Regions from separate parts of the Homo sapiens genome. Here region 2 is linked to region 1. The links are chromatin loops, found by intact Hi-C in ENCODE. Cell type or tissue: prostate gland. All regions are shown on one strand. Each heading gives the region's core, and the rest is flanking DNA. Links, peaks and the distances in the headings are about the cores only.

What was found. A loop is a pair of places that touch in the nucleus more often than their neighbours do. Peaks named below come from ENCODE experiments on the same cell type or tissue, not always from the same donor. Only the 100,000 strongest peaks of a DNase experiment are listed, where the experiment ranks them.
Region 2: it touches region 1 in a loop (2.1-fold over the local background); 6 of 110 quality-filtered maps call a loop at or near these places.

What each region holds. Positions count from the first base shown.
Region 1 is chr2:95,341,673-95,351,886 of GRCh38, forward strand. All of the region lies in intron 2 of KCNIP3 (potassium voltage-gated channel interacting protein 3), which reads left to right. Among named protein-coding and RNA genes, the nearest start is that of KCNIP3, 49 kb to the left of the region's middle. RefSeq lists a silencer at 1,313-1,549. In prostate gland, for the core only: CTCF peaks have their summits at 4,028 (motif pointing right) and 5,256 (motif pointing left); DNase peaks (open chromatin) are centred at 4,039 and 4,789; H3K4me3 peaks cover 2,064 bases; H3K27ac peaks cover 1,054 bases.
Region 2 is chr2:95,202,459-95,212,672 of GRCh38, forward strand. It overlaps ZNF892 (zinc finger protein 892), which reads left to right and starts at 5,063. Exons shown (of 5, transcript NM_001395961.1): 1 at 5,063-5,376; 2 at 6,190-6,278; 3 at 9,160-9,262; 4 at 9,735-9,824. The coding sequence starts at 5,358. RefSeq lists enhancers at 4,583-4,712, 4,873-5,122 and a silencer at 5,163-5,392. In prostate gland, for the core only: a CTCF peak has its summit at 4,849; a DNase peak (open chromatin) is centred at 4,943; H3K4me3 peaks cover 1,458 bases; H3K27ac peaks cover 1,011 bases.

The sequences.
Region 1 (10,214 bases), core at 929-8,928:
GTCCATGAACAGGCTAGGGTTGGGACCAGGAACTCAGCCCTGGTTCTCCTGGACTCCCAGGCCTGTGCTCTTGCTAGTGACACCAGGGCATCCTGTGCTGAAACAATTGGGAAAAGGTGTCATGTGAACCCTATCAATTATAATAAATATTTATACAAGGCAGGCAATAGCTGTCCCTTTGGGAAGCTTGCAGTCTAGTGGGAGAGCAGAAACAAGTAAACACGTAAGCAAATATCTATGTTCCCATTGCAGTAACTGCAAGGAGGGAAAAGGACGGGGGCGGGGTGGAGACTGATGATGGAGGAGATCTAGGAAGGTGACTCTGCGGAAGTGACATTAGAGTGCAGACCCCAAGGATGATGAGGCATAAACTGGACAAAGACAGGGAGGTGGAAAAGTGTTCACAGTTCACGGAAGAGCATGTGCGAAGACCCTGAGATGAGAGAGTGCTGGGCTCATTCTGGTAGCTGCGAGTGTGACCACAGCCACACGAGAAAGAGAGAGGAGGGGCCCGGCCATGGGGGGCAAGGTTGAATTGAAATCACAGGCTTTGGAGCTGGACTGCTTGGGTTCAAATCCTGACTCTGGTTTATCAGCTGTGTGCCCTTAAGCAAAGCATTAACCACTCTGTGCTTCAACTTCTTCCTCCTTTCCAGTTCCTACCTTATCAGAACTGTGAGGAATGAAGAGATAAGTCATGTTGAAACACCTGGTACATAGTAAGTGCTTTAGCTGCTTGGATTAGGGGCCTTCTTAGGACTGTGGTCTTTGTTCCGTGAGAAGTGCAGAATGCATTAGTTAGGACCCTGTTGGCTGCAGGGGACAGCAACTCAACTCACATTGGCTTAAGCCACAGTTGGCGGATTGATTGGTTCATATGTCCGAAAGATACAGGTTTAGATGTGTCATGGGGCACGCAGCGTTGCCAGCTGGACTTGATCTCTTTGTCTTCATTTTTAGCTGTGTTTTCTCCTGAGGTGACTCCGTTCTCAGGCCCGCTGTTCCCACATGGTGGCAGCCTGGCCACTTATCTACTATAATCGCCTGCTTTTCCCCGGGGCCAGTCTCATGGAGGACTCTCACTATCCTGGCTCCCGTCTGGTGGCCATCCCTGAGCCAATCACTGTGGCAGCAGAGGGGTGGTATGGAGTGGAAAAGAGAAATTGACACTGATTGAGCCAACCTCCAAAGTCACTGCACTGAGGCTGGGAAAGGAAATTGGGGTGTGGTCACCAGCCACACAGGCAAACATGGCCATTGCTGAACCAGGAGGCCCCTGGTAGTTTCCAGTTGGGAAAGGGCACGGTCTGATTTTTGTCTTGAGATGATCATGCTGGTTGCTGAACCGAGAAGAGGTAGGAGGAGAACCACAGTGGAGGTGGGGAGAGGCACTGGGGACCCATGTTGGGAGTCCAGGAGGGAGAACAATGCTGTGGCTGGGCTGGTGGCAGTGGGGCAGAGATGGACGAGGAGGCACAGGGCGAGAGTGTGGTGACAGGCTGGACGGGGTGGGGACAGGCAGATATTCCAAGGTAAGAGCCAGGGTTTTGGCTGAACAGCTGAGATGGGGAGACTTGGGAAGTGGCAGGTTGGGAGAGGATGAAGAGGTCAGCTTTGGAGGTGCTGAGTTTGAGGAGCCTTGAGAGTGTGAAATTCCATTCCTGGGCATTCTTGTCTGGTTTCTATGAAATATGGGAAGAATAAATAAATTGAATAATGCCTGCTTTGCCCAGTAGAAAGCATTAGAACTAAACTAGAATAAGGCAGGCCTCCCCCAGCCCCACTCCGGAGAGTTGGGACTGGACCAGTGTGCTGAGCTGTTTTCACGGAATGGGTCCCTCAAACAGCATGCATCCAGCCCAGACCCGCCCTTATGAGTCAGGAGACCTCATGAAATCCCTGGGCAGCTAGGTGGTCAGGAACAGTTAGCATGGGACATCCAGGGAATGTCGGTCAAACTGACAGAGTCCCAGGCCTTGGGAACCACCAGTACAGCTGTGGTAACAAGATGGAAGATGCCGGGGCAGAGAGCCAAAATGCAGGGAGGAAGAGTGTGGCCCAGGCAGGTGTGTGCTAGTTCATAGGCAAAGGCAGTCAAGACAGGGCTGGTAGAATCTGGGTTGGCTTCTTGGAGACAGAACTGGATGGCAGCTTCAATATTCCAGCCATGGTTGTGACCTCAGGTGTGGGGTGCCTGTCCAGGTTTGGAGTGACCCCCCACCCCGACCCCAAAGCAATTTCCTCTGAAAACTTCCTAAACTAGAGCAAGATGCAGGACACCCCTGTCTCCTAGTCATCCTGAGGACTTCAGGAGAGGGCTCAGGGCCCAGCCTTCTCCAATCACCCCAAGGACCAGTGAACTGCTCCCTCCACATTGCCCCTCAACTTGTCCCCACCTCTGGGGCAGTCCTTCCCTAACTCCCCGCCCTGAAGAGGTTTTTTTGCATGTCCCTCACCTCCAGCCTGTGCTTTCCTCAAAGCAATGAGTGCTACCCATACACAGCATACTGCCACATGGAGGCACTTGGGATGTGCTGGGGACCAAGGAAATGCACGCCAGGGCAGACAGTCGCCTGGGAAGGCACTTCATGGGTGGCGGGGTGGGGGGGGGCACATGGGGCTTCAGGGCTCGCCTGCTGGCTTCCTTCTCCAAGTCCCAGGGAAGGGGAGTGTGATAAGACCCTCAGCCCAGCCTCAGTGGGCCTACGCTGGTGAGTGAGCCTGGGAGTCAGCTCCCCATCCATTAGGCCCGTAGCCCAGGTGGCTAATGCCACGTGGATACTCTGCTCTCAGGCCTCGTATCCACTTAGGCGTTGTTAATATTTTACACGGCACAGCCAGAGGATCGATGTCTTGTTTATAGCTCAGGGTTTATAGGCAGTCATCGAAGCTCTCACTGGGAACTGGGAAGATGCTCAGAAGCATCCAGGGAAACAGAGGCAGAGAAGAGGGTTGGAGGCCAGCCTCAGGACCCCCAAGATGGCCTCCTTTGCATGCTCAGTTCTCTGTCTCATCTGACACGTGCCACCCTGTGAAGCTGGGCACATGCAGCTCTGAGGGTGCATTGTAGGGGCCACTGGAGCCCCTGCCACGTGCCAGCCTGCATCTCATTCCATCCTTTCAAGCCCCCGGAGAGGCTGGATTATTGTTCCCATTTTATGGATGAGGAAACTGAGGCTTAGAGGGGTTATGTACCACTACACTTTTACAGGTCACTAATGGAGGCTGAGCCGGCACTACCTGGGCACAGGCTGGATCTTGTTCAGCACTTAAGTGTGTAAATTACATTGCAGGAGGCTCTTTAACCTTAAAAGCTCTGCTCCAACAGAGCTGTTTTCTCTGGGGATTGTTAGCCTCTCTGCTTAGGACTTTTGCCTTTGGTCAGTGGAGAATCACCACATCCCAATTAACTAGAATTAAAAGCTATGCATTTACAGTTCTTTAAAACTAACGCCAACGGCTCAGACATTTAACTAGGCATGTGATACAGTGAAGCTGCACTGCGCAGCCCCTCTCCCGGTCATTTCCCACCAGAAACAGGCTGGTGTCACGGGAAAGTCCCCGCTCCGGACTCCAGCAGGCCTGGCTGTCCCTGTGCCCCTCACGTAATTAGCCCTCTAGCCTAGGTTTCCTCCCCCGTAAAATGGAGGAAGAGGAAAGCCCACGGGGGGAGCCCTTTAAGAATCACACGTAAGCTCAAAGGCTTGGCACACGTAGGCGCGCTCCAGGGGGCCCTCGCAGCCACGCGCCGCGGCTCCCACCCCACCCAGGCAGCGAGCTCTGTGCCTGGGACCAAGCACCGTGTTACGCTCAACATCAGCTGAATGAATGGCCGAGTGAGTGGCAGAGGCTCCCTAGATGGAAGCTGCAATTGCTCAGGCCGTGAGTCCAAACAGGACTCGCGCTTATAGGCGTGGAGCGGAGCTGGATTTCTCCCTTGGCTAACACAGCGGGAAGGATGAGGTGCGGGCCGTAGCCGCGCTGCCGCGCTGAGTCCGTCCGGCGGGGATGCCCACAGTGCGCCGCGCCCGCTGGAGGGCAGCAGAGGGCCAGGCTCCCGGCTCAGGTCTCCGGCCTCGCGGCTCCAAGGACCCCGGGCTCCGCCCGGCCACGCCTCGTCCTCCCCTATTTTCTCCTTCCTTTTCGCGGCTTTCCCTCCTCTACCAGACCCGGCAGGAAGAAAGCCACCCACAAACGAATAAGCATGCCCTTGCCCTGCCCGTGCGTGGCACTCCGCATCCGCTTAGCTCTTCCCCGCCGCCCGAAGGCGGGCGTCTCCCCCTCTCTGCGGAGCAGGCGGCGGCGGCTGCGAGTCCGTGACTCGACCAAGGTCACGCAGCAAAGTCAGCGACCAAGCTCTGTTCCGCAGACGCCAGGGCCAAAGCCCACACTTTCCCTAAAGCCCCGAGTGCACGCGCGTTTCCAGAACGGGAGAACTTTGGAGACCAACTTCTGCATTTTCAAAGGGGGCCAGCCTGGGCCCAGTTTAATCTCCGGCGGAGGACCGGGGTTGCGGGAAATGCGCCGGGGAGTGAGGGCTTCCCGGATCCCCCGCCGCCGACTCCGCGCGGGCCAGCGGCGCGGGGCGGGCCGGGATCAGCGCCTCCCCGGGAGAGCGCAGCCGCCGCCCCCTCCTCTCGGGCTCCCGGCCCCTCCCCAGCCCCTCGGCCCCCATCCTGCGCGTGGGAGAAACCGCCGACCGCGCGGCCTCCAGGGGCTGGCGGAGCAGCGGTGGCGACGCGCCAGACTCCGTCCTGGGCTGGCCCGTGCCGGGCGGGGCGGGGCCGGCTCCCTCCGCCCTTCCCGGGCAGGCGCGGGGGGGCCGCAGGGACGCCTCCCGGAGTGGCCGCCGCGCCTAGGCCAATGAGCGCGCGGGGAGCGGCGATGGAGGCTGGGGCGGCCGGGAGCGCCCGGGACCCCCGCCGCCGCGCCGCCGCCGCCGCGCCCCCGCGCCCCGGCGCCCGCGGGGCTGGAGAGGGGGCGACAGAGGCGCAGCGCCCGCGCCGGGCATGGAGGCGCCGCTGGCCCGCGCTGGCCGTCCGCGCTGCGTTTCGCGCCGCCGCCGCCGCCGCGCCTCGAAGTTTGCCGGCTGACTCGGAAAGTTGCGCTCGGGCTCGGCCGCCGCGTCCGGTCCCCGCGTCCAGCCTCCGGCCTGACCCGCTCGCCGCCGCCGCCGCCCTCCACGGGGCCCCGGCCCAGCCAACCCAGCAGCCCCGCCTGCCGGGGGCATGTGAGCCGTCGCCGCCCCCGAGAGGCCGTGCGGGCTGCAGGGGCCCCGGTGCCTCCGAGGCAGCGCGTGGGCGAGGGGTGCGCCCGGGCCCCAGGGCCCCAGGCAGCCCGGCTTGCCATGGGCATCCAGGGCATGGAGCTGTGCGCCATGGCCGTGGTGGTGCTGCTGTTCATCGCCGTCCTCAAGCAGTTCGGCATCCTGGAGCCCATATCCATGGAAGGTAACGCGTGGCCACTTGCCCCTTCGCCGCCTCCGCCGCAGACCAGTGGTCTGGAGGGAGGGACCAGTACCCGCACGCCGGGGTGCACTGGTCTGGCGAGGAGCGGCCTGGGCCGCCGCCCCCTCCCGGCTCCGGAGGGTTGGGCCTGGGACTAAGGAGACGTAGTCCCAGGAAGCCCCAGAGGGGACGAAGCCGCAGCGCTTGGGCTGGGTGTGAGTGAGGCGCCTGGTGACACCTTGAGCGGACAGCTCCTGCCATCCTAGGCCTGCAGTCCGGGCGCCCCTGGTGAGCACACCGGCTTGGGTCGCCCTGTAGCGGGAGGTGGCGCAGGGTGCAGATGACAGGAAGGACCCTCAGCCCAGGGCACCTGGCAGCCGGCGGTGGGGAGAGATTTGAGGCCTCTGCCCTGTGATGGGGCCTCCCCTTTCGCCCCGCACCTGGTATCCAGTTACCCCTCCCCAAGCAAGGTTCAAGCCCATGGGATCAGTAACCAAACCCGCAGGCGCCACATTTCTGTCTCAATAAAATATTAACTGAGGAGACAGACCCACACTTGGATCAGACACTGACGGCCCCCTGGGGCCCTTCCATGGTACACCTGGTTCTGAAGGGGACCCTGAAGCCAGGGATGTAGCTTTTCCCCTGTTCAAAGAGGCCCTGCACCTCTGGCCGTGGGGAAGGGGCTAGCTCGTCCTGTTCTCGTCCCTGTTGCCCTCTCCGAGGACATGGGCATCCTGCCTGCCCCAGCACTCTGCTGACCTTGCCGGGCTCCAACTCTCAGTACTGAGACCCAGAGGCCTGAGAATGAGAGAGAGCGAGCTTGCCCCTGCCTGGGAGCTGCCCAGCAGCCCCTCGGGCATGGGGAAGTGCCCCAAGTTCCTGCGAAGGGCTGCTGAGTGCGGGAAGGGGCAGGAAGCAAGGCTTCCCTCCATTCTACCTTCGATGTCCAGGGCTGGCCCTTTTCCCAAAGTCCACAGCCACATGCCCCTCAGAAGCCACTGGGCTCTGCCACACCTTCTCTCTTGGTGAGTGTATGAGGCCCAGAGAGAACGGGCTTGCTCCAAGTGGTTCAGAGGGGTGCCACCAGGAGCTTTGGATTGGAGATGGGGGAGAAAGTGGCCCAGGCTGGGCCTTCGCTCGGCCGGATGCTGGCCCTGGCAGGAGGAATCTGTGACAGGGAACTTCGTGGGACATACAGGTGCTGGGATTGGGGCAGAGTGTGGAGGGGTGAGCGTCCTGTGCTGCTGTGCCTCAGAGGACCGTGCCTCCTGCAGGGATTGCCATCCCCTGTCCCCTTGCCCCATTTTCTTTCCCCATCTGGAGCCTGGGGTGGGCGTGGGGGGTGGCTGGTGCACAGGGAAGCTGTGATCTCTCCATTGCTCTTCCCTGATCCTCGGGGCCTCCAGTGGCCAGGAGCAACAGCCAGCCTCACTTCACTTAGTACCTCAGACCTTCCTAACAGCGGGTTCACCCACAGTCGGGGGCAGTGTGAGGTTTGCCTTTGTGATTTCTGAGGAGGTTTCTTTGCAAGGTGGACAGTATGCACAAGATGACAGATGGTTTATTCCACCTGCCAAAAACCCCATTCAGGCTCCCATGAGGCTCCGTTTTCTGTGGGTATGTGCCCACTCATACCCCTGGAGTTCTGGGGTCTTGATCCAGTTGGGGGAGCTCAGAGCCTCAGAGTCAGCCAGGCCTGTGCTGAGATCCTGTCACCTTCATAAACTGGCTGTAAAAATCCCTTAAACAGTCGAAGCCTCAGTTCACCATCTGTAAAGTGGGGCTGATAAGAATTCCTGCTCCCTAGGGCTGTGGCAGGCTTGAACCAGTCAGTGGGGCTTGCATGGATAATAAATGTGCAGGCTTTGTGAGCCGTGCTTATCAGGGATATTAGCAATGCGTATGTGAGTGGTACTCACAATAACAGCACTGATTCATGGTTGCAGCCATTCTCTCACTCAGACACCCCCCCCCGCCCCCCGTCAGAGGGAGGGCGTCGTGAGTTCCAGATGTTCTGTTGGTGGGGAATGGTGTCAGCCAGCCGAGGGCCTGGAAGCTCCCATTGGCCAGGCAGTGTCTAAGGAACTGTCAGATGAGCTGTGAGGAGCCCAGGCTGTCCCACCAGCCTGGATGTGAGCTATCCTCAGTGCCACTGGGGGCCGGAAGGGGACTGTTGCCCCAGCTCTGCTCCAAGTCTGCGTGTGTGCAGTCAGAGGGGTCTCTTGTCCTCTCTGAGCCTCCGTGGTTCTCATCTGTAATAGACCAGAGTTATGGTGCCCTGGGGATTGTTAGGAACTAATGGATCTGGGTTCTGGGGATGCAGCCTTCTAGAAATACATGCAGCAGTCAAAAAGCCTTCCTCTCTGCCCTGGGTCCCCCATCAGTCCCTTTCCCTTGATGACTTCATGGAAGAGTCACCTCAGTCACTTTTCCTGAGCAGTAATGGAGCAGGAAGCTCGCCCCTTGATCCATGGACAAGGGGGCTGAGCCCGGGGTGGTGGCATGGCTGTCCTGACCACCAGGGCAAATCAGTGGGCAGCAGGGCATGGGCCTGGCCAGAGGCCAGGCTAGCCTCAGTGTGACAGACCCTGGGTGGCAGAAAAGCAGTCCTCATCCTGTCTGCTTAATTAGGATTCCTCCTTCCCTGGTGACCTACGGGATATCAGAGATGAAGAAGCTGCCTGCCATCCACGAGCCTTGCTTCGGCAAGTGTGCGAGAGCTTGGAGCTGCTGGGACGGCCCCGAGGGCCATCAAGGGGATCTCATGTTGGCTTTGGGACCTGGACCCTGTAGGGCTGGGCTGGGGGTGGGGTCTGCATCTGAAGGGCTATGGTGCCTGACACTCCATGTTTAACACAGTGGGGTCCCAGTCCAGAAGGTCCATAAAGCTCCTGAAATTATGGGCAAGATTATGTGTTTGGTGCTTCTTCCTGGAGTGCTGAAATACGGTTCTCAAGGGGATCTGCGTTCCCAAAGTGTTCAAAGGCTCGCCCCTGTGGCTCTCCCTGGAGCCTTGCTGGTGGAGGGTGTTGGTGGGCCCCGGCAGGCAGCATTCCTGATGTGCTGGTGACATAAAGGTCCTCCTTGTCCCTCTGTGTCTCCTGGCTCCTAGCACATTCCTTGTAGGAGCAGAGACTCCCTTACACACTTGATTTTTCTCCACAGCCTTGTCACTCCCTTAAGATACTGGGTATCTCAGTTTCTTTATCATTAGTTTGTGGTTTGTCTCCCCCAGCTGCGGGTCACATGAGGGCAGGGACTTTGTCTTGGTCACGTTAGCACCCTGTGCCTAGAACAGTGCCTGGCACCAGGCAGCAGCTCGGGGAGGATTTGTTAAATTCATGAGGGAACCTGCTGACCAAGAGGGAGAACTGGAGCCTTCTCCTGTCCCCTCTGCTCCACCTCCTGCTGGCGAACCTGAGGCCAGGTCCTGTGAGAGCTACTGCCTGGATGGGCACCGAGCAGGGGGCCCGGAGCAGCAGGGGTGGGGGCTGCTGCAGAGAGCACAGAGGCTGGAGGTGGGGTGTGCTCGGTGTCATCAGGGTAAGTGGGTGGAGCCGAGTGAGTGAGGAGTGGTGGCAGTGGAGGTGGGGGGCCAGTGGGCTCTTTACCCAGCTGTACATTATCATTGTAATCACCTGGGAACTTTAAAAAATACCCGCTGTGCCCACCCTGGGGCATCGAACTCTAAATCTCTGGGTGAAACCCAGGCACTGGGATTTTTAGGAGTTTCTTGGGGGACTCTCTGTCCTGGGTCCCCCATCAGTGCCTTTCTCTGGGTGACTTCATGGGGGAGTCACTGCAGCCACTTCTCCTGAGCAGTGTTCAGTGTCATCAGGGGTGAGCAAACTCTGAAGCCAGAGTTGGGAGTTGGGCGCAAGGCCTTCGAGGACAGGGGCTCTGGGTCAGCAGCAGCAGCAGCCCAGGAGCTTGGTAGAAATGCATCTTCAGGCCCCTGCCCCAAACCTGCGGGCTCAGAAAGTCTGGGCTTGGGCCCAGCGGCTTCTCTCTTCCCCAGCTCCAGGTGCTAGGGACATACTCAAGCCTGAAGACTACTGCCCTGGCCAGGGGTGGACCTCCGCAAGGACATTGGCTTTTACTGTAGGAGAAACCTGGAGCCATCGGAAGGTCCTGACAAGAGGAGTGAAGTGGCTTTGCATTTCCGCAGGGTCCCACTGGCTGCTGTGTTGAGAGCAGACTTGGGGTGCGAGGCACCAGGGGAAGCAGATCCTATGAGAGGCATTTGCAGCCATTTAGGAGGGAGACAGCATTGGGGTTGGGGGAAGTCGCCAGTTCCAGATGCATTTCCCGGGGAGAGCTGTTGGTTTGCAGTGGGGCATGAGAGGAAGGGAGGAGTCTGGAAGACTGGCCTGAGCACCTAGAAGGTGCAGTGGCCATCTATTGAGATGGGGAAGCCTGGGGCGGGGTGCAGGTTTGTGGGAAGCTCAGCAGCTCCATTTGGACCTGGTAAGTTTGGGATGTATTTTCTATCACTGCTGTGACAGATTCCCACAGATGTCATGCCTGAAACCAAAACAAATTTACTGTCGTATAGCTCTGTGGCTCAGAGGTCTGCAGGGACCTCCCTGGCTCATGCCTGTAATCCCTGCACTTTGAGAGGCTGAGGCGGGAGGGTCACGGGAGGCCAGGAGTTCCAGACCAACCTCATCAACATAGCAAGACCCTGTCTCTACAAAACAAAAAAAGATCCAAGTGGAGCCATGAAGGAGGTGTTGGGGTGTACGTGTCAGGAATTTATGGGAG
Region 2 (10,214 bases), core at 891-8,890, 140 kb before region 1:
CTGTAAAACAGCCTCAGAGAGGTCCTTTGGGAGGTATCACGGAAGCAGGCATTGCTATCCTAGAAGATGACAGCTCCGTGCCTGTTATTGCCCTTGAAGACCTTCCACTGGGACAAGATGTGAAGATGGAAGACAGTGATATTGATGACCCTGACCTTGCATAGGCCTAGGCTAATGTGTTTGTGTCTTAGTTCTTAGTTTTCTTTTCTTCTTCTTTTTTTTTTTTCAGACGGAGGCTTGCTCCATCGCTCAGGCTGGAGCGCAGTGGCGTGATCTCAGCTCACTGCAACCTCCACCTCCTGGGTTCAAGAGATTCTCCTGTTCACAGCCTCCCCAGTAACTGGGATTATAGGTGAGCACCACCACACGTGGCTAATTTTTGTATTTTTAGTAGAGACGGGGTTTCGCCCTGTTGGCCAGGCTGGTCATGAACTCCTGACAGGTTGTCTGCCCGCCACCGCGCCTGGCCAGAAAAGGTAACTTGTTGAAGGACGATTCTTTTTATAAATTTAATGTAGCCTAAGTGTGCAATAGTTATAAAATCTATAGTAGTGTATAGTAATGTCATAGGCCTTCACATTCACTCACCGTTCACTGACACACCCAGAGCTGAAACCGACCCAATAGTCCCACAGACAAGTTTTTTCGATAAACATAGAATGTGTCCCTTCTAGTCTTTTGTTGTTGTTGTTTTGTTTTGTTTTTTGAGATGCGGTCTCGCTCTGTCACCCAGGCTGGAGTGCAGTGGTGCGATCTCGGCTCACTGCAAGCTCTGCCTCCCGGGTTCATGCCATTCTCCTGCCTCAGCCTCCTGAGTAGCTGGGACTACAGGCACCCCTCACCACGCCCGACTAATTTTTTTTTTTTTTTTTAGTAGAGACGGGGTTTCACCATGTTGGCCAGGATGGTCTTGATCTCCTGACCTTGTGATCCGCCCGCCTCAGCCTCCCAATGTGCTGGGATTACAGGCGTGAGCCACCACGCCCAGCCTTCCTTTCTACTCTTAAAGCTTGAAACTTAAATTTATCTGAGTTCCTTCCTCAGGAAAGAACCCCAGGCCTCTCAAAAGTATCAAAGAACGGGCTGGGCACGGTGGCTCATGCCTGTAATCCCTGCACTTTGGGAGGCCGAGGTGGGTGGATCACCTGAGGTCAAGAGTTTGAGACCAGCCTGGCCAACATGATGAAACCCCGTCTCTACTAAAAATACAAAAAAGTAGCTGGGTGTGGTGGCGGGCACCTATAATCCCAGCTACTCAGGAGGCTGAGGCAGGAGAATTGCTAGAACCTGGGAGGCAGAGATTGCAGTGAGCCAAGATCACGCCACTGCACTCTAGCCTGGGCAACAAGAGTAAAACTTCGTTCTGAAAAAAATAAAATAAAATAAAAAAGTATCAAAGAACGGAAACTCACCAGATCACCACATCCAGACAGTGAGACACCAGGCCTCTCATGCATCATGATTGCTAACCTACCCCTCCTGAATTCCTATTTTCCCACACATTGTTACATTTCTTCCCTGCTATATAAACTCCTCACTTTAGTGGGTCGGGGAGATGGATTTGATACTGATCTCCCATCTTCACAGCTGCAGCACCCAATAATCGTCTCAGTCATTGGCTTCCTGTGCAGTGAGATTATGGTCTCAGTCATCGGCTTCCTGTGCTGTGAGTGGCAGGACCTAGACTTACAAGAAAAAAGTTAACTGTAAAACAGCTTCAGAGAGATCCTTCGGGAGGTATCCTGGAAGCAGGCATTGCTATCTTAGGAGATGAAAGTGTTTTGGTAACAGAGTAACTTCTAGTCTTGAAAGCTCCAATCATGGTAAGTGCCCTATACAGGGGTACCATATCTTTTATATTTTGTTTTATCCTTTCTATATTATGTTTAGATACACAAATACCATTGTGTTACAATGACCTGCAGTATTCACCACATAACCTGCTGTACATGTTTATAGCTTTGGAGCAACAGGCTATACCATATAGCCTGGGTGTGCAGTAGGTGGTACAGTCTAGGTTTTCATAAATACATTCTATGACGTTCACACAAGAACAAAATCACCTAAGAATGCATTTCTCCGAGAGTATCCTGGTTGTTAAGTGATGCATGACTGTTGTTTGGAAAACACTGGCTTAGAGGTGAGTAGAAGAGGAAATACCTAATGAGATTGAGAAAGAGTGACCAGTCAAGGAGGAAGAAAACCAGGGAGTATTTCCAGGAGCAGGGAGTAGCCAAGTGTTATCACCTGCTGTTAATAAAGTGAGATGAGGACTGACAATTGATATGGTAACAAAGAAGGGATATCTGTGATGGGGATGGTTAGCAACAAGAAGAAAGGGGTACTCTAGACACGTTGAAACCAGTCAATAGTCCCATAGACTTTATTTTGGATAAACATAGAAAGTGACTCTTTGGTGGTTTTTTTTTTTGTTGTTGTTGTTTGTTTTTTGTTTTTTTTGAGACAGAGTCTTGCTCTGTTGCCCAGGTTGGAGTGCACTGGCACGATCTCTGCTCACTGCAACCTCCCCTCATGGGTTCAAGCGATTCTCCTGTCTCAGCCTCCTGAGTAGCTGGGATTACAGGCGTGCACCACCACGCCCGGCTAATTTTTCTGTTTTTAGTAGAGACGAGGTTTCATCATGTTGGCCAGGCTGGTCTCAAACTCCTGACCTCAAGTGATCCACCCACCTCGGCCTCCCAAAGTGCTGGGTATGATAATAGGCATGATCTACCGCGCCCGGCAGACTCTCTGGTCTTAAAGCTTGAAGCTTATACTTGTTTTATCATAGTTCCTTCCTCAGGAAAGACCCTCAAGCCTCTCAAAAAAGTATGAAAAGATGATTCTGAGGGAGCATTTGATGAAAAAAAAAAAAACAAGTATCAAAGAACTGAAACACCAGATGATGGCACCCAGACAAGGATACACCAGACCCCTCATTCATCATGATTGCTTCCTTATTCCTCCCTAGTTCCTGTTTTCCCCCACACAGTTACATTTCTTCCCTGCTATATAGACCCCTGGTTTTAGTAGGTCAGGGAGATGGATTTACAGCTGGTCTCCCATCTCCTTGGTTGTAGCATTTGATTAAAGCCTTCTTCCTTGGCAATACTCCTCTCAGTGATTGGCTTTTTTTGTGCAGCAAGCTGCAGGGCCTAGACCTTATCCCTGGGGTTTCCGTAGCAACATCAGCGAGTAGTGTCTTTCATATGAAGCATCTTCTGAAGGAAACTGCCCATCCCATATCTCCTGCGGAAGGAAGAGTGGGGAGACTCCCTTTGGCTGTCATTTGAGGTGGCAGGGTTGTGTCTCTACCACAAGTCCTTTATCCCCACCAGCCCTAGCTGCCTGGACCAAATGCAGCCAATCTACGGACCAGTTAGAGGTTAAGTGTGGTTATCTGTGCAGAAGAAACCCAAAATAATACTGGCTTATACAAAATAGAAGTTTGCATCTCTCTCATGCTAAAGCCCAAGCTCTGTTCCAACAAATTACCCGGGGCTCCGTTCCTTCTATCTTGTTGGTTTACCATCCCTAGGGTCTTAACCTAGTTCACACAGCCCATGATGATTTCCTACGTTCCAGTCAGCAAGGGGCTGTGGGTGCTGGGGAGGGCAAAGGGCAGGAATAATGAGAAGCCTTGGGAAGCCTTGAGCCTATCTAAAAATTGGAGATTCTGCTGGAGAAAGGTCAATTGGACATTGTGGCTTGTATCCACAAGGACATAGCTAATTAAATTTTCTCTTGGGAATCTGAACTGGACAGAAACCTGACACTTTATTGTGGGAAGGTAAGTGAAAACACGCACTAGCCTGAAGACCCGCCCACCCCTAGAGCTCCTGGGGAGTCTGCAATGTTGTACCCAGGCGAGTTGGAGAAAAACGCCATACTTTGACACGAATTAAGAGTCCTTTATTAAGCCGGCGGCCAAAGAGACGGCTAAAGCTCAAAATTCTTTCGGCCCCGAGGAAGGGAGTTGATTAACTTTTATATCTAGGTTTAGGAAGGGGAGGGGAACTCAAATGCAATAATTCTACAGAAGTAAAAACATGCCAAAATCAAAAAACAAATGGTTACAAAGTGATAAACAATTTAAAAGACAAACGGTTACAAGAAGAGCAACGGTACCAGGTGCAAGGCTTTAAATCTTTCATTATAATTAGATATACGGGGTATGCCGGACACGAACTCAAGGCTTTATGTTTTCTCTTTGAGAAAAATCCTGGGAACTTCATACATTGTTGGTGCTAATACCTTATCAATTAATTGGGCTCCTTTGAAATGCTGAGGATCTGCTTACACAGGTCAACTCCTTGCGGAAGGGGGTTGGGTAAGGAGCCCTTAGTGTCTTGTAAATTAAGGGGTCAACTGGAGTTTGTCCGGCTTTCCCAGCTAGAGAGAGTCTTATTTACATGAGAAGCAAGGCTAGGTGATTAAAGAGACAAGCAGGATAAAATTCAAAGTAACGAGTTAGAGTAAAAACAAGGTTAGGGATTTCAGCAAGACCTCCAGGCTCCAGCCTCCTTGGGGCAGCAAGACTAGTTTACTGGTTCTTCTTGGAGACGTGGCCGTTTTTGGGGTTGAAGTGATTTCGGGATTGAAATTCCATTTTTCTTTATTCCGAGGTGCAATATGGTACAAACATCCCTGGTTAAAGTAAACTGAGATCACCTCTGTGTTGGCCACGAAGGGCCGATGCATGGAGGCGCAGCAGCGAGGACACCGCCGGGCGCCTCCCCTCCGATGGAGCACCGCAGCCCGGGAAGGATCCTGCGTAGGTCAAGGGCGCCGCCTTCCGCCCTCACAGTAGCGGAGATGCGAAAAGTCCCACGCCGGGCGGGGTTTGGCGCGGCCACCGCCCAGAGTCGGCACCGAGGGAGGAGCGGCCCTTCCAGAGTCGCTGGCAGGGTTCAGCCAGCTGGTCAGCGCTCCTCCAGGTCGGTCAGGAGCGTGCCGCGGCAAGAAACGCAGCCCCGGGAGCAGGTGGCCGCAGGGTCCTCTGGGAAGCGGTGTTGGGAGTGAGGGCCGTCAGCCGCGCCCCGCGGAGGATTCTGGGAGTGGTAGTTCGGCCTCATGGTTGGCCGGCGCTAGGCGTCCCCGCCGGCTGTTAGATGCCTTTGTCGTCGGGCTCGGCTTCCTCAGTGTGTGGCTGGAGGTCGAACCCAGGGTAGAGGAGGGCTGAACGCATCCCCTTTTAATCTGAGTGTCCGGGAGGAGGGTGGCGGGAGGACCCCCGGGTGGGGGCGCCAGGCTGCCCACGCGTGCGTTCCCGGCCTCTTGGGGGACCCGAGCGGCGGACCTCCGGCTCCTTCCCCTGTCGCGGTTGCCTCCAGCGCGGGCCGGAGGAAGGAGTCTCCATGGAACCTGAGGGCAGAGGTGAGGATTTGGGAGTGATGCGGCCTTGGTGCCCGCTGCAGAGGGAGAAAGGGAGAAAGGCTACCTCTGGCTGGCGCAGGCTCAGGAAGGAGTAGCGTCACGAGCCCCTTCCTACTAGCCGGTCTCACTTGGGGTTTTGAGGGATAGCCCGCCACTTCCATTGCCCTCCTGGTCTGTAGGGCGCTGGATGCCTCCCTTGCTCAAGGGAAAATATCAACACATCTGACAATTTGGCTTTTGATAATGACTTCTTTTTTGATCTCAGAGGAGCCCCATAAGGCAGTAGGAAGGAACTATCCGACCCTTTTGGAAGGTAGGGAAAGCAGGGATTTGAGAAGTCACGGAATTTGTTTACAATCCTGTTTTGTTTTTGGTGGTGGTGGTGGTTTTTCCATAAGACGCATCACTTTTCTGAGTCAGGCGGTGTTGTATTAATATCTGAAAAGTCAGTGTTCAAAAAGAATTTAGTCTTCGTTTATCCTGTGAGCCTGGAATACAACACAGATGAATCACTGAGGCGTGGACATACAAAGACTTTGAGTATTATTTTGACTACTTAGCACATGCAATATAAAAATATGTTTAATTTATATGTCCAGATGCTCATAGGAGTTCTACTGGAGTTTAAGGACAGAGAATAGGAGGAGCCTGAGACAGCAATGGTCAAGGTGTCTTGATTAAAAGATATTATGCGATTTTCGTTTGGTTCCCAGTGTTGACTCTTCTTAGATGACAACTAGCTGGTGTGTGGCACTTCCTGCTAGTTTATTGCAAGGACAGAGTAATCATCATGGCTCCTGTCTCCACTTTTAGGATCACTTTTTGAGGACTCAGACCTTCTCCATGCTGGAAACCCAAAAGAAAATGACGTGACTGCTGTGCTGCTGACCCCTGGGTCCCAAGTAAGTTTAGATTTCTTCTTTCTTTTCCTTCTGTTCTCAGAGCAAGGATGTCTTTCCTTCCAGTGCTTATGGAATTGCTCAGCCCTGATGCTTAGACCACTGGGTTCATCCTGATAAACTGATGACTGATGACCCCAAAGGAAGTGTTCTTCAGTTGTGCAGAACTTTCTTCCCAGCGTTGCTTTCTCTCTGCCCACTGAGTGTTTGCTGCACACACATTGAGTACTGTAATTGGCCTTGGTGAGATGCAAAGAAGTAAAAGCCACTTGCTCCTGCATCGTGGAGTTTACTAAGGCAGTGAGAAATACATAAATAAAATAGTTAAACACGAAGAAATAGGTATTTTTTAAACATAGAAATCATTGGTCCAGACAAGTCATGAAAGTCTCTGAAAGAGTTTTTTTTTATCATCTGTTTGGGAGAAGTGTGGGATAAATCTGTACTTTGAAAAACAAGAGAGAGTGGGTAGTTGGAGGGTAGAATAAGGGAATATTACAAGACAGAATAGCTTTGGCCAAAAAATAAAAAAAAAGTCTTCAAATGATGAGGGAGTTGGAGGTCTTCCGAGGATGTGTGGATGTGTGAGTCACTGTGGGTTGACCTAGACTGTGGTGAGGGAAGCTCGGCTGTGTTGTACCCAGACCCCAGGACAGTCTACACTCGGTCTTATTCCAGAGGCAAATGAAGGCCTCATGAAGGTTTTTAGAGGCCCAGCAAGATGAAACATGCCATAGCTGATTGGAGAGAGAGGATTAGTAAAGATGCTTCTGTAAGATCTGGCCAAGACAGTGGGAGATTGGCAGACCCCTTGGTTCAGGTGCTGGGACTCTTTATTTCCGTCACACCAGGCCTAACAGCATACAGGTACTGATGATCCTTATAAAACCATGGGAGAAAATGCCAGTATTGATTTTGATCTGTGAATTGGTAGATCGCTTTCAGAAAGATGAGGGGAGAGAAAGTAGCACCTGCTGACAGTGTCTGATTGGCCTGCCTGTGAGTTGATTACTGAGGTTTTCTTAGGGAACTGAAGTCTGAAAGCAACTGCCTGTTAGTCTGTTAGTGTTAGCATTGTTTGTACAGAACGAAGATGGTGCATGTTATATTACTTGTGCTGATCATTCCTGAGGCATATGACCTTAAGGGGCCATAAACTTAAAAGTGTGGGATTTCTTACTTGAAGTGTTAAAGAGTGTATTTTGGGCAGAGGATTTTCAGAGTAGGTAGTTCTTTTAACTTTATGTCATTATGTGCTTTGTTTTACCAGTCATTTTTGAAAGACTGAAATATGCATTAGAAAGCTGAATATAAACAAAATTAACCGTTCGATTCATATATATATGTATATATGTATATATATGTGTGTATATGTGTGTATATATGTGTGTATATATGTGTATACATGTATATATGTATATATGTGTATATATGTATATATGTGTATATATGTATATGTGTATATATGTATATATGTGTATATATGTATATATATGTGTATATATGTATATATATATGTGTATATATATGTGTGTGTATATATATTCAAGGGGCTCTGGCCCAAGTGGTAGTTTAAAGAGCGGTAAAACTGATTCATTTGCTAACCCAAGGGATGGTTTATTTTACTCTAAGTTAAATTGTAGTTGCATAGAAATTTTAAAAATAGAATTTGAAAAATTATTAGACATTTGTCTTATCAGCACTAACAGATTCAAAAGAGCATTACCTGCCCTACTCCCTTATTTCAGTATTTTAGTAAACAAACTAAACTTTGTGTCTGTCATCTAGATGAAGGTTAGGCTAAATACTCCTGCAGTGTTTTCAATGTTTAATAGGCTTCTGTTCTCCTCCCCACTTCTGTTCCCATGCACACGTTTATAGAACACCCCATTTAAACTTGTTTCTATTAATTCTTGTTCCTTCCTTCCTTTCTTTCATTCAAATATTCAACAAATATTTACAGAGTTTCTGCTCTGTGCCAAGTACTAGGCTGCTTCAGTGAGCAAAAATAGACCTGGCCTCTGCTCCTGTGGAGCTTATGTTAGCCACAAGATCCCCTCTATGTGTGCAACCCAAGGGAATGGAAGGAACATGTGTTCTAACTAGAGAGTCAGGGAAGGCTTCCCTTGAAGTAACACCTGAGCTGAGATCTGAAGGGAGAGAAGGATTCACATTGCTGAAAGGATGGGGCAGAGGGCAGAATATTCAGGAATAGGAAGCAGGATGTGTAAAGGGGCTAACGGGAATAGGACACACACTTCAAGCAGATGAAAGAATGCCACCAACTGGGGGACGCGGGCAGATTGATCAGGGTCGTTGTGAAAAATGACAAGAACACTCTGGGAACTTTCATAATCATTTGGGCTTCAGATACTGTTTTACAAATAAGTCTATATTCTGTGACGTGTAGGAAACATCTTAATTTTTAATATATATGGGACTGATTTCATTCTTAGGAAAACTAGAGAAAAAATACTTCAATTTCTTGAACCCCATATGTTTTAAAAACTATACCATAAGGAAAATACTTAATTCATAATTACATTTTTCTCTCCTTTTTCCTGTATAAGTAGTAGCAAATTCTGTAGTTCTGTAATTTATTGATACATAAACTAAAAAGTTCATACGTTCAAGTTTTACATTGAAGGTGCTTTCCTTCCTACTTGCAGGTAATATGCATTTCTGCTGCCTGGAGGCAGAGAGTGAGTCTGTGGACTACATATTCACCAGAGAATCTTAGTACTGGAAAGGGTGGCCAAGGCCATGTTGTCTGTCCTTTTTTTATCCTTTCTGTCTTCCTCCTCCTGTGCTGTCAGTTTTATTCCTCTTCAGAGGCCTCTGTAAGGAGGCTCATTGGTGAGCACCAATGTGTTTGGTTTTTCAGGAATTGATGATCAGGGATATGGCCGAGGCTCTCACCCAGTGGAGGCAGCTGAACTCTCCTCAGGGAGATGTGCCTGAGAAGCCTAGGAATCTGGTCTTGCTGGGTAAGGATGGCTCCCCCAATGCCTGTGAATTTACCCAGTGTGGTACCTTGTCCTCCTCAGTTCCTAGGAGCTCCAAGGTCCTTATATTCAATGATTCTTAATTCTAGTAGGGCCTGAGACAGGCAATTTCTGCCTTTTGTTTCTGGATATAGTTTTAACACTCCTGGAATTAGACATAAACACCTTTATTTTATGGACTTGTAGCATCCTTCTTCTCAACTCCTTGACCAAGGATGTGGAGACAAAGTGCTAATGAAAACAACTCTTAAGAGAATGGATGCTTATTCTTTAAATAGGGGGAGGTAAAATTGATAAGGGACTCAAACCCCTATCAATCTTCCTACCTCGTGAACACTGTTGAGGAAGAAATGGAGAACTGACCTCACTCTCTCCCTCTCTTACCATGTTCCTAAAGACCAGGGAATGAACACTGAGGTCTTCACCAGACTCCTTTTTCTTTCCCTATGAATAGGGCTTCCAATTTCCACACCTGATGTAATCTCTCAGTTGGAGCATGAGGAAGAGCTGGAGAGAGAAGTCTCAAAGGCAGCCAGTCAAAAGCGTGAGTGTTGGAAACAGTGCAAGTAAAACCCAGATTGTCAATGCAAATGCTTGTGGAGGAGGAGCCTGTCCAGATTTTGCTAGACCCATGGAAAAGTTGAAGTCCCTGTCTCACCCCTATGCCACATCCTAGCTCTGTGGATGGTTATCTGTTTATAAAGTTATAATTTGATTTTTTAGAAAGTAAATACTTTCTACTCTTTCAAACCAATTCTTTTTCCCAAATAAGGTAAAATGAAACCAACATTTTAATGTTTGTTAATAACTTGCTTGGGTTCAAGGCTCTAAAGCAGGATTTTTTACATGTGTTATTTTATCTTTGCTGGATGCCATTTTTTTGAGTCTCAGATCAATGACTGTAAATTCATCTCTGGGTTTTCCCTTGCCACCT